Linked DNA regions of Homo sapiens: region 2 is linked to region 1. Evidence: chromatin loops called from intact Hi-C (ENCODE). Cell type or tissue: IMR-90. All regions are shown on one strand. Links, peaks and the distances in the headings refer to the core of each region. The heading gives the core; the rest is flanking DNA.

The links. Hi-C counts contacts between places; a loop is a spot of excess contacts. Peaks named below come from ENCODE experiments on the same cell type or tissue, not always from the same donor. Only the 100,000 strongest peaks of a DNase experiment are listed, where the experiment ranks them.
Region 2: it touches region 1 in a loop (4-fold over the local background); 11 of 110 quality-filtered maps call a loop at or near these places.

What each region holds. Positions count from the first base shown.
Region 1 is chr15:63,020,525-63,025,911 of GRCh38, forward strand. No RefSeq gene overlaps it. Among named protein-coding and RNA genes, the nearest start is that of TPM1, 20 kb to the right of the region's middle. In IMR-90, for the core only: no CTCF peak of the experiment used is centred there; a DNase peak (open chromatin) is centred at 3,037; H3K27ac peaks cover 563 bases.
Region 2 is chr15:62,929,528-62,934,914 of GRCh38, forward strand. No RefSeq gene overlaps it. Among named protein-coding and RNA genes, the nearest start is that of MIR190A, 110 kb to the left of the region's middle. In IMR-90, for the core only: no CTCF peak of the experiment used is centred there; a DNase peak (open chromatin) is centred at 3,094; H3K27ac peaks cover 428 bases.

The DNA.
Region 1 (5,387 bases), core at 142-5,141:
AAACTTCCAAAGTCACCTAACTGGGAAGTGGTAAGACCATGATTCAAACCCAGGAACGTTTGGCTTCTAAGCACAGACTCCTAATGCTCACAGTCCACTTCTACCCACATATTTATGAAATATCAATCACTGTGCTGCCTGCTGGAGACATAGGGACAATTAAGGTACCACCTTGTTGCTCAAGATTCCAACCTAGCCAGAGAAACAAACATTAGCTTAATTTTAAATTATATATTACAGTGTGATATTTGTAATAATAAAAATTATATGTAGGAATGGAAGGATGATGATTAATTCAGTCAATAAGGGAGGAACAGAGATTAGGGAAGGCATACAGAGGAACATTCAAAAAATGAAACTTTATGATTCAATTTCTTTTCTGTTTTGAGTGTGTGATCTTTAGCCATCATTCGTCCACACTGGCATCTATTGAATGAGTCATCCATCATCTGGGAAAGACCCAGGCAAAAGGGTCCCCTTCTCTGAGCCCATGCTTTATAGGTCTTACATATCACAAACCCAAAATAGATTAATGTGTTAAGGAACTTGAGAGCATCTCTGTCATTCAGGATTCAGAACTCAGCATCGGCACAGCACAACCAATAACCCTAAACACCACTCGGATGAGTAACACCATTCAGGCCCCAGAGAAACGCTTCTCCGTGTCTCTTGTCCTGTGTCTGTGAATCAAAGGGAAACCTTGTCCAAATGCCATCCATGAAGATTTGTGGGTTGTGCCGCTGCCAGCGCTGGAGATGGACACCTCCCTTTGGAGGATGGGCAGGATGTGAGCCCCATATGAACTCAGATAAGAATTAGGCAAATTAGTTAACTTACCTTATTCTTCCTCACAGATTTCATGAATGCACAGACTCATGCAAAGTGCAGTATCCTTTCCTAGGAATGCTGAGTGTCTATTTCTTGCTTCTCTCAATGCTCCAGCCTGTGATTCTGGAATCAGTCAAAAATTAAGGCAGTATTCACAACAGCTTCACATGATGGTTGGGAAATAGTTTGCAATATTAAACAAATCCTAACACTTTTAATTTGTGTATTTGCAGGCCTATCCATAACATACAAAAAGCATGATATTAATTCTTTATGTTGGCCACAGGCAGACCTCAAAGGCTAGAATTGTATTAATAAATAGGTTTTATTTTATAAAAATATGTTTAAAGATTTAATTACATTTTCAAAAGATTAAGTAATTTTAATCTAAGTGATGTTGATTTTTAAAGTTGATATGAATTTATTATAAATTATATTTTCTTTTAATTTCAATAGATTGTTTTGCAAATTTTATTTACATAAATATTCAGTCATAGAAAAACATCAGATGGTGTAATGAACTGAGTGTTATGGCTTGCCGAAAGTCATATGTTGAAACTCTAATCCCAATGTGATGATATTTGGAGGTGGCACCTTTGGGAGGTAATTAGGTCATGAAGGTGGAACCCTCAGGAATGGGATTAGTGTCCTCATAAGAAGATGCCAGAGAGCTGGCTAGTTCTCTTTCCACCTCATGAGGATGCAACCAGAAGTCAGTAGTCTGCAACCTGGAAGAGGGCCCTCACCAGAAACCGACCAGGCTGGCACCGTGATCTCAGACTTCCAGCCTCCAGAACAGTGAGGAATAAATTGTTGATAAGCCAGCAATCTATGGTACTTTGTTATACAACCCAAACTGACTGAGACAGATGGGTTTGCTCCCCTCTTTAGCCTCACTCACTTATCTCCCTCAGGATCCCTTCTGGGCCAGCAAACAGGAGATTGGCCAGGTGTGGAGCCTCACCCACAGCACCTGGCTCAGCAGGAAGCATGTAAAAGGCCCCCAGGCCAGGACAGGAGGGGCCTCCGTTGCAAGCTATTTTCACTGCTACTACATATACTGCTCAGTGCCTCACTCTGTCTTGCTTTGACTTGGGCCTTCTGACTGTCTCCTGGTACCTACCTATTCACCTGGCTTCCTGATCTGCTTTGACGGATAGCTCCAGTCACTGATCTCTTGAGCCAGGTCTTTGTCAACCTTGCTTTGACCAGCACAACCCTTGCTTCCTCCCCACGAAGTATTTCCTGATATCCATTGGCCTGCAATGATACAGGGAAATAAATATTAACATGTTTTTGAATTATACATTACAGTGTGATATTTGTAATGATAAAAATTATGTGTAGGAATGAATCAAAGGGTGGTTATTAATTCTGTCAATAAGGAAGGGAGATTAGGGAAGGCTTCCCAGAGAAACACTAATTAAATGGAACTTTATCTATGATTCAAATTATTTTCTATTTTAACTGTGTAATCTTTAGCCATCAACCATCCACACTGGCATCTACTAAATGAGTCATCCACCATCTAGGCAAGGCCCAGACAAAAGGGTCCCCTTCTCTGAGCCCATGCTTTAACAGGTATCACATATCACAACACCCCCAAAAATTAATGTATTAAAGAACATAAAGTAATATGAATATATACTTCAAAAATCAGAGCTCTCCCCCCTCCCTTACCCACTCCCCAAGAATATACAGAGAATGGCCTTCTTCATCTCTCATTTCACATAAATCATTGTAGAAACTACCCTGATCCTAGCTTCACCCTCTGCCCTTCAGGATAATTCATAAAAATCATTAAGCACTGAAATCATCCAGTTCAAACACTGTCTTTTTACAACTGGAGAAACTCAGACACAAGGAGGGGAAGTGACTTTCCCATGATCACCCATCAAGTGAACTGAGACTAGAGCCAGTCTCCAAGCTCCAAGCCCACATCCACACTCTGGTTCCAAAATGCCACGTATCCAGATAATTGTGTGGCATTCCAGCAGCACCCCACCCTAATCAATCTCCACATGACATCCCATAGGGCAGTTATTGTGAATTGTGGGGGGCAGAAGTTGGATGCTGGGTGTGCAAAGGAAAAGCAAGGGAGGTTGTTTCATAAATGACACAATGGCACGCTCCAAAGTTGAGTTGCAGGGCTTCCGCTGCCCTGAGAGACTGCATGCCTTTCTGGAGACTAAACATTTTCACAGTTCCTTTGGCCCAAGGGTTATTTTCTTGTTGGAAAAAATGGAAAAATTCCCCACACGGATGGCAAGAAAAATAACTTCAGCTTGACTAATCCAGAGACAAAGCTTCTTCTGAAATTGCAAAAGGATAGAATTGGAGGGGAGCAAACATTTCTTTTAAATAAACACAGAATATTTCTTTCTTTGCTTTGTTTTAGAGACAGAGTCTCACTTGTTGTCCAGGCTGGAGTGCAGTGGCATGCAGTTATGGACCACTGCAGCCTCAAACTCCTGGGCTCAAGTGGTCCTCCTGCCTCATCCTTGCAAAGTGCTGGGATTATAGGTGTGAGCCACCATGTCCAGCCCCACAGAATGTTTCTTCTGGGTTTCTTTTTATTTGCTCATGCCTAAGAACCCCTAATTGGCTCCTTAGAGAAAGGCCAGGTCCCATGGGTCAGAGGAGAAACTGGGTGGGCATGAGCCTACAGGAGAAGCCCCAGCTCACTGGAGCTCCCTGTCTGGCCAAGCCTGTTAGGAGCTGTGTCCCACAGGGCCTGGGCTGAGAGGGAGACGTGCCTTCTTGCAGAATCCCCCGCATACCCAGATGAGCCCTCCCTAGAGATGGGACTATCAACTGTCCAAGACCCTGTTCATTACTTATCTTCAAAATGTGCCTCCTCTTCTTAACGAATAAATGCCTTTGGCACTAAGAGTTCTTTTGCTACAACTTGTTTCTTAAAATCAAAATAACTTAGGTTGATTTTATCAATTGCATAACTTACTAATTTTTTTATCTGATTTTTCTCAGTTCTTTAGCTAAAGAAAAACTCAAATTAGTATCTATGTTTAAAATATTTCTTCTATGAAGCCTGGGCAACATAGAAAGACCCAATCTCTACAAAAAAATTAAATAACTAGCCGGGCATGGTGGTATCCACATGCAGTCCCAGCTACTCAGGAGGCTGAGGTGGGAGGTTCACTTGAGTCCAGGAGTTCAAGACTGCAGTAAGCGAAGATCGTGCCACTGCACTCCAGCCTGGGTGACACAGCGAGACCTCATCTCTAAAATACATTAAAAAGGAAAAAAATATAACTGTTGGAAAATACTGAAATTGTCAATGACTGCAGGTATCCTTGAAAACATTTCTCCTGTGAGATTAAGTAAATCATCTATATGTTCATGGCATCTATTCTGAGAACTTATTGATGCCTTTAAGGGACGCTTACAGCTGCACTGTCATTAATGACTGTGGATATTGCTAAACAGCAGGTTACCATCTTCTAGAATTTGTATCAGTTTATCAAATGTAGTCACACATAGATGGCTCGCACTTGGCAAAAAAGTTAGGAATTGTCCTGGAAGGGTCCATGCGAGTGCGAGTTTTGATGCTTAAATGTCCCTGGCTTCACAGTAGACCTGCCCTGCAAACCATTAAAATGGTTTGTCCCAGCCTCGCAGGGGTCATTTTACCTACCCTTCAAGATACCCACCTCACAGCCAGTGAGCATGGAAGAAGCCCAGGGAACTGGGGTCATGACATGATCATGTGATATGAGTAGAGCATGAAGGAAAGAGCATCAGATTCCGGGCTGGGTGAATTAGGACAATGCTTTTCATACGTGACTATATGTTCACTCTTCTCTATAGTAGTATTCATAATACTAGCCCTCTATACTTCACAGGTATGGGAATCAAGTTGTAAAACATCTGGAAAATTACTTCACAAACTAGAAAGCACTTCTTGAAAGTAATGTCTTTTGTTCATAAAATCATGCATTCATTAAATATTTATTAAGCACCGACTATATGCTAGGTACTGTTCCAGCATTGGAGATAGAGAAATAAACAAATATGACTATCTGTTTAAGAGATAAAATGTATTTTCCTCCTAGCCTTTAAGGTGAATAGCCCTTGGGACAGTAGTCAGTCTCCAAGATGGTCCCCAGGGACCCCACCTCCTATTGTTGTGCCCACCATACTGAATTGGGGCTGACCTACACACGAGAATATGGTAGAACCAACAGTCTATGACTTCCAAGACTGGGCCATAAAAGACACTGCTGCCTCATCCTTGGCCTCCTGGATTACTCGCTCTGGGGAAGCCAGCCACCATGTCATGTGGACACTCAAGAAGCCACCAAGAGGCTGGCGAGGAGAAATGCAGTGTTCTGTCAACATCCAGCACCAAAATGCCAGGCATGTATTACCTTAGAAGTAAATCTTCCAGCACCAGACAAGCCTTCAGATGGCTGCAATCTAGTTCACGTCTTGAATACAACGTCATAAGAGACCTCAAGCCTCAGTTGCCAGCTAAATCACTTCTTCGTGTCTGACCCATAGAAATGTAAGAGGTAATAAATATTTATTCTTATACATAA
Region 2 (5,387 bases), core at 201-5,200, 91 kb before region 1:
CTTTGTTTTACCTCCTATATATGATCCCTAAAGAATATACCTTAATTTCACCTGCTCTAGTAATGGAGTCATCCACTAGTATTTCTTAGCACCTAACATCTTTCAAACTTATGTTTGTGAGATTCACTCATTTTGTTTTGTAGAGCTATGGCTTGTTCATTTTAATTGTTGTATAATACCCCATTATATAAGTATACTAAAATATATCTAATCAACTCTTGAGGGACATTTGTGTTGTGTCCGGTTTTTGCCTATCTTGAATAATGCTGCGGGGAACATTCTTATTCATGTATCCTGGTGCACATGTGCATGAGTTTCTGTAGACCCAGGACTACAATTGCTGGGTCATGCAGTTTTGTATGATTGGCATTGGTAGCTATTGCCCAACACTTTTCCATGGTGGATATATAAATTTTATATTTCCATCCTCAACATATGTGAGTTCCTATTTCTCTACATCTTTGTCTACATTTGATACTGTCTGATTTTTGAACTTTTGCTCATCTGTTGAATGCAAAATGATATTTTGTTGAGTTTTATTTAACACATCCCTGATCACTCATTAGGTTGAGTGGTTTGGTTGTGTATGGTTTTTTTTTTCTTATGCTTCTGGGCTGTTTGGATTTCTTCTGTGAAAATGTCTATTTAATCCATTTTTTCTATTGGGTTTTTTCTCAGTGCTTCATAGTTATTTTTGTATTCTGGACATTGTTTGGTGATTACATATGGCACCTGTCTTCTCTTGTATTTTCATACTATTTATGGTGTCATTTGAAGAAGTTTCTAACTATAGTATATATTTATTAATCTTTTTCTTTAGGATTCCTGCATCTTGTGTCTAGACCAAGAAAGTTTTCTCTACCTTGAAGTCATAAAATATTTTATATTGCCTTCTAAGTACTTTTACGTTTTTCCTTTCACTTTTTAAACTTTTTCTTTTGAAATAATTATAGACTCACAAAAAATTGCAAATTCTTCCCCCAGTTTTCCCCAATAGTGATATCTTAAATGATTGTAGTACAATATAAAAACCTGCAAATTGACATTGGTAAATATTGCTAACAAAACTTACTCAGTTTTTTTTTGTTTTTTGTTTTTTTTTTTGAGACAGAGTCTCACCCTGTTGCCCAGGCTGGAGTACAGTGGCACGCTCTGGGCTCACAGCCAGCTCTGCCCCAGGTTCACGCCATTCTCCTGCCTCAGCCTCCCGAGTAGCTGGGACTACAGGCGCCCGCCACCACGCCCGGCTTTTTTTTTTTTTTTGTATTTTTAGTAGAGACGTGGTTTCACCGTGTTAGCCAGGATGGTCTCGATCTCCTGACTTCGTGATCTGCCTGCCTCAGCCTCCCAACTTATTCAGTTTTTACCAGTTTCTACATGCACGTGTGTGTGTGTGTGTGTGTGTGTGTGTGTGTGTGTGTGTTTTATGCAAGTTGGTGTCATGTTTAAATTTGGCTCGCATTTTTTAGTGTTCAATCAGTGGAATAGCTTTTGTGCATGATGTGAGGTAGAGATTCAGTTTATTTTCTCCCAAATGGATAACCAATTATTCTAGCATCATTTTTTGAATAGTCCATCCCTTTCCCCACTGATACGCGATGGCTTTTTTCAAAAAAATCAAGTTTCTTGATCTGTGTAGGTTTCTTTCTGATCTCTCCATTCTATTCCATTGATCTATTTATCTATCCCTTCTTTAACATGATACTATTTTAATTACTTTATATTAATACTAAATCTTGCTATATGGCAGGATGATTTCCAAGATTGTGTTCTTCAAGAGTATATTGGCTATGCTTGGCTTTTTTCTCTTCAATATAAATTTTAAAATAAAATTCTAGACTAAAACTTTCAAGTTTCACAAATGATCTTCTTAGGATTTTACTGAAACTGTGTTAAACTGCTTTGTGGAGAATTGACATCTTTACAATAGTGAATCTTCCTAACCAAGAATATGACTTAGCTTTAATTTATCTGCGTTTTCTTTAATGCCTTTCAGTAAAGTGTTGCAACTTTATCCCTGAAGAGTTTTGCACATATTTGGTTAGGTTGACACCTAAGTATCTTGTACTTTTTTTCTTATTTCAGTTATACTTTCAAATTGAGTGTGGAAATACAGTTGAACTTTGTGTATTAATTTTTTTATTAACTTTGCTAAAATCTCATCAATTCTAATAATGTATTCATAAATTCTTCTGGTTTTTCTGAGAAGACAATCATACAATCTGCAGATCATGACAGTTTTATTTCCTCCTTTCTAATCCTTATTTCCTCTTCTTGTTTTGCTACTGTCCTGGACAAAATTGAGAAGAACTGATGATGAAACACATCCTAGCTTGAACTTGTTTGTAAAGAGAAAGCATCTGACATCTTGCCATTAAATTAATGCTCGCTGTAGGCTTTTGCAATGGCCCTGAATTAGGTTAATACATTTTCTTCTTTCCTAGATTGTTTGTTTGGTGGCCATTTCTTCTAATATCTCCAACATTCCTTTTGACATTATTTTTCTTCTAAAGCAAGTCCTTGAGAAGCTCCTTTAATAGAAAATATATTTATGGCAATCTCTCGATTTTTGTTTTTCTGAAAATTTGTTTTATTTTGCTCTTGTTCCTAAAAGTTGTATTGGTGTAAAATTCTGTCTTTTAACTTTACTGAGGTATAAACTATATATATCATAAAATTCACCCATTTGAAGTATGTGATTCAATGATTTTTAGTCAGTTTATCAAGTTATGTCACCATTACCATAATCCAGTTTTACAGCTTATATAACATCCCAGTAGTATCTCTTGTACCCATTTCAAATTAACCCCCATCCTCACCGGCAAGCCCAGGCAACCCTAGTCTCTCCCGGACATTTGCCTTTCCTGGACATTTTTAAAAAATGGAATAATATATGTGGCTTTTATGTCTGACTTCTTTCATTTAGCATTCCATTTAGTACTCCACTGTATGACTATACCTCATTTTATCCATTTGCTAACTGATGGGCTGTTGGGTTGCTTCCACTTTTCAGTCACTGATGCTATGAACATTATGCAAGTCTTTTTAAGGACATATGTTTTTATTTCTCTTGGGTATATACTACAGAGTGGAATGTTGTGTCATGTGGCAAGTATTTGGTTGACTTTTTAAGAAACTGCCTATTTTCCAAAGTAGCTTCCTACCAGTAGCAATGTTTAAGAATTTTGATTTCTCGACATCCTTGCCCAAAGTCATTGTCTGTCTTTGATTATTGTGGGTGGATGTGAAATGGTATCTCACTGTGGTTTTGTGTTTCCTTAATACTTTTGAGCATCTTTTCATGTGCTTATTAGCCATTTGAATATCTTCTTTGGTGAAATGTCTATTCAAATCTATTGCCTTGTTTATTTTATTTTTAGAGACAGGATCTCACTCTGTCACCCGGGCTGGAACGTAGTGGAATGATCATAGCTCACTGCAGCCTTGACCTCCTGGGCTCAAGTGATCCTCCCACCTCAGCCTCCTGAGTGGCCAGGACTACAAGCATGTACCACCACACCTACTTTTTTTTTTTCTTTAAGGAGACTTGGGGAGGGGGGTCTCACTATGTTGACCAGGCTGGTCTTGAACTCCTGGCCTCAAGTGATCCTCCCACCTCAGCCATCAAAAGTGCTGGGATTACAAATGTGAGCCACCATACCCACCCTTTTGCCTATTTTTAAATTGTTTCTATTTTTATTAACAAGTTGTAAAAGTTCTTTGCATATTCTGGATACAAATTCTTTGTCACATATGTCATTTGCAAATAGATTTTTCCAAGTCTGTATACCTTTACAGTGAGCATATGTGCCTTAGAATTTTATCTGTACAACTCTTTATGGCTTGGATTGAAACTGCAAAAAATCCAGGGATAAATTGTGTTTGCTCTGCCAGTCACCTGGGACACTTGCATGATCCAAGATGACTTCCCCACGAAGTCTGTATTCCAGACAAGAGGAAAAGGCTGAAGGGACGGCAGGACACCTTCTTTCACTGTCAGGGCAAAGGAGGAAGCTGCACACTCCCACTCACAATTCCACAGCTTAGTCACTTGGTCATATCTAGCTTTAAGGTAGGCTGGAAAATGGAGCATTCAGCTTGGTGGCTTTGTGCCCAGCTAAAAATTCTATGCAAAAGAAAAGTGATATCACACATATGGTAAATGACAAGGACCTGCATTCAAACTCAGATCTGTATGATCCCAAAGCTGTGCTCTGTGGACTACATTAAGAAGCTAGTAGAATATTATTTTTAAATAGATTCCTAAGAATCCTCAAGTCCCCAGACAGTAAGTGACCAGAGCCAGGGCCATTTTTTTTTTTTTTTTTTTGAGATGGGGCGTCACCCAGGCTGGAGTGCAGTGGCGCAATCCCCACTCACTGCAACCTCCACCTCCCAGGCTCAAGTGATTCTCGTGCCTCAACCTCCCAAGTGGCTAGGATTACAGGCATGTGCCACCATGCCTGGCTAATTTTTGTATTTTTAGTAGAGATGGGGGTTTGCCATGTTGGCCAGGCTGGTCTCGAACTCCTGACCTCAAGTGATCCACCCACCTCGGCCTCCCAAAGTTCTGGGATTACAGGCGTGAGCCACTGCGCCTGGCCTCAACATGGGTCTTGTTAAAGGATCGTCTTCTCACTATACCACTCTGCCTCTCTGAACTATTCCTGAAAGGGACATTTTCATGGTAATCTGGGTGACATTATAGTCATTTTGTATTTTTCTAGGGAACCCGTAGTCACCCTTCCAAACGCCATCCTCTCTCCTTTTTCCAGAGAACTAACTTTGCCCCTAGGCCCAGCAACTAGAATTTCTCCAGCCTGCTTTGTGGCACTCATCCCAATTCTGTGGCCTCCTGAGCATCCTCCGGACCGTCAGGCAGGAAAACTGGGTGTTGGCCCAGAGACATTCTGCCAGGGACAATATTTGGAGCACAACACCCCTGACAGAATGTTCACTGTGGCAGCCAGTCAGGAAATGCCACTGGCCTCAAGGCTGCACATAGAAGCATCTATTTCAGCCGGGAGGGGTGCCTGAGTATGAAAATCATTGAATTTCTTTTTCTTTCCCTTGAAGATTCTTGCAGGAGTTTGAGAACCAGCTAAGTGGGAGAACGGTCTGGTAGTTTCAAAAAGCAAGGTTTCTTTTCTCGCCTGAGTTCCCCCTTAGCTGTATTGTGGGTGTGTGCTCCGGGTTCACTTCATTTTGCTCTGTATGTCTGAAGGGTGGTTAATATCTCCCTAACCAGAAGTGACAAGTCCCATTCAGAGCTGAGCAAAAACGTTAGCGAGGTTTACTTCATGTGGGAGAAACACCGTAGAGAAAATAGCGAACAATGGAAGCTGCTTACAACTGCAAGGAAATCGCATCACATCTCTTCAAAAGAG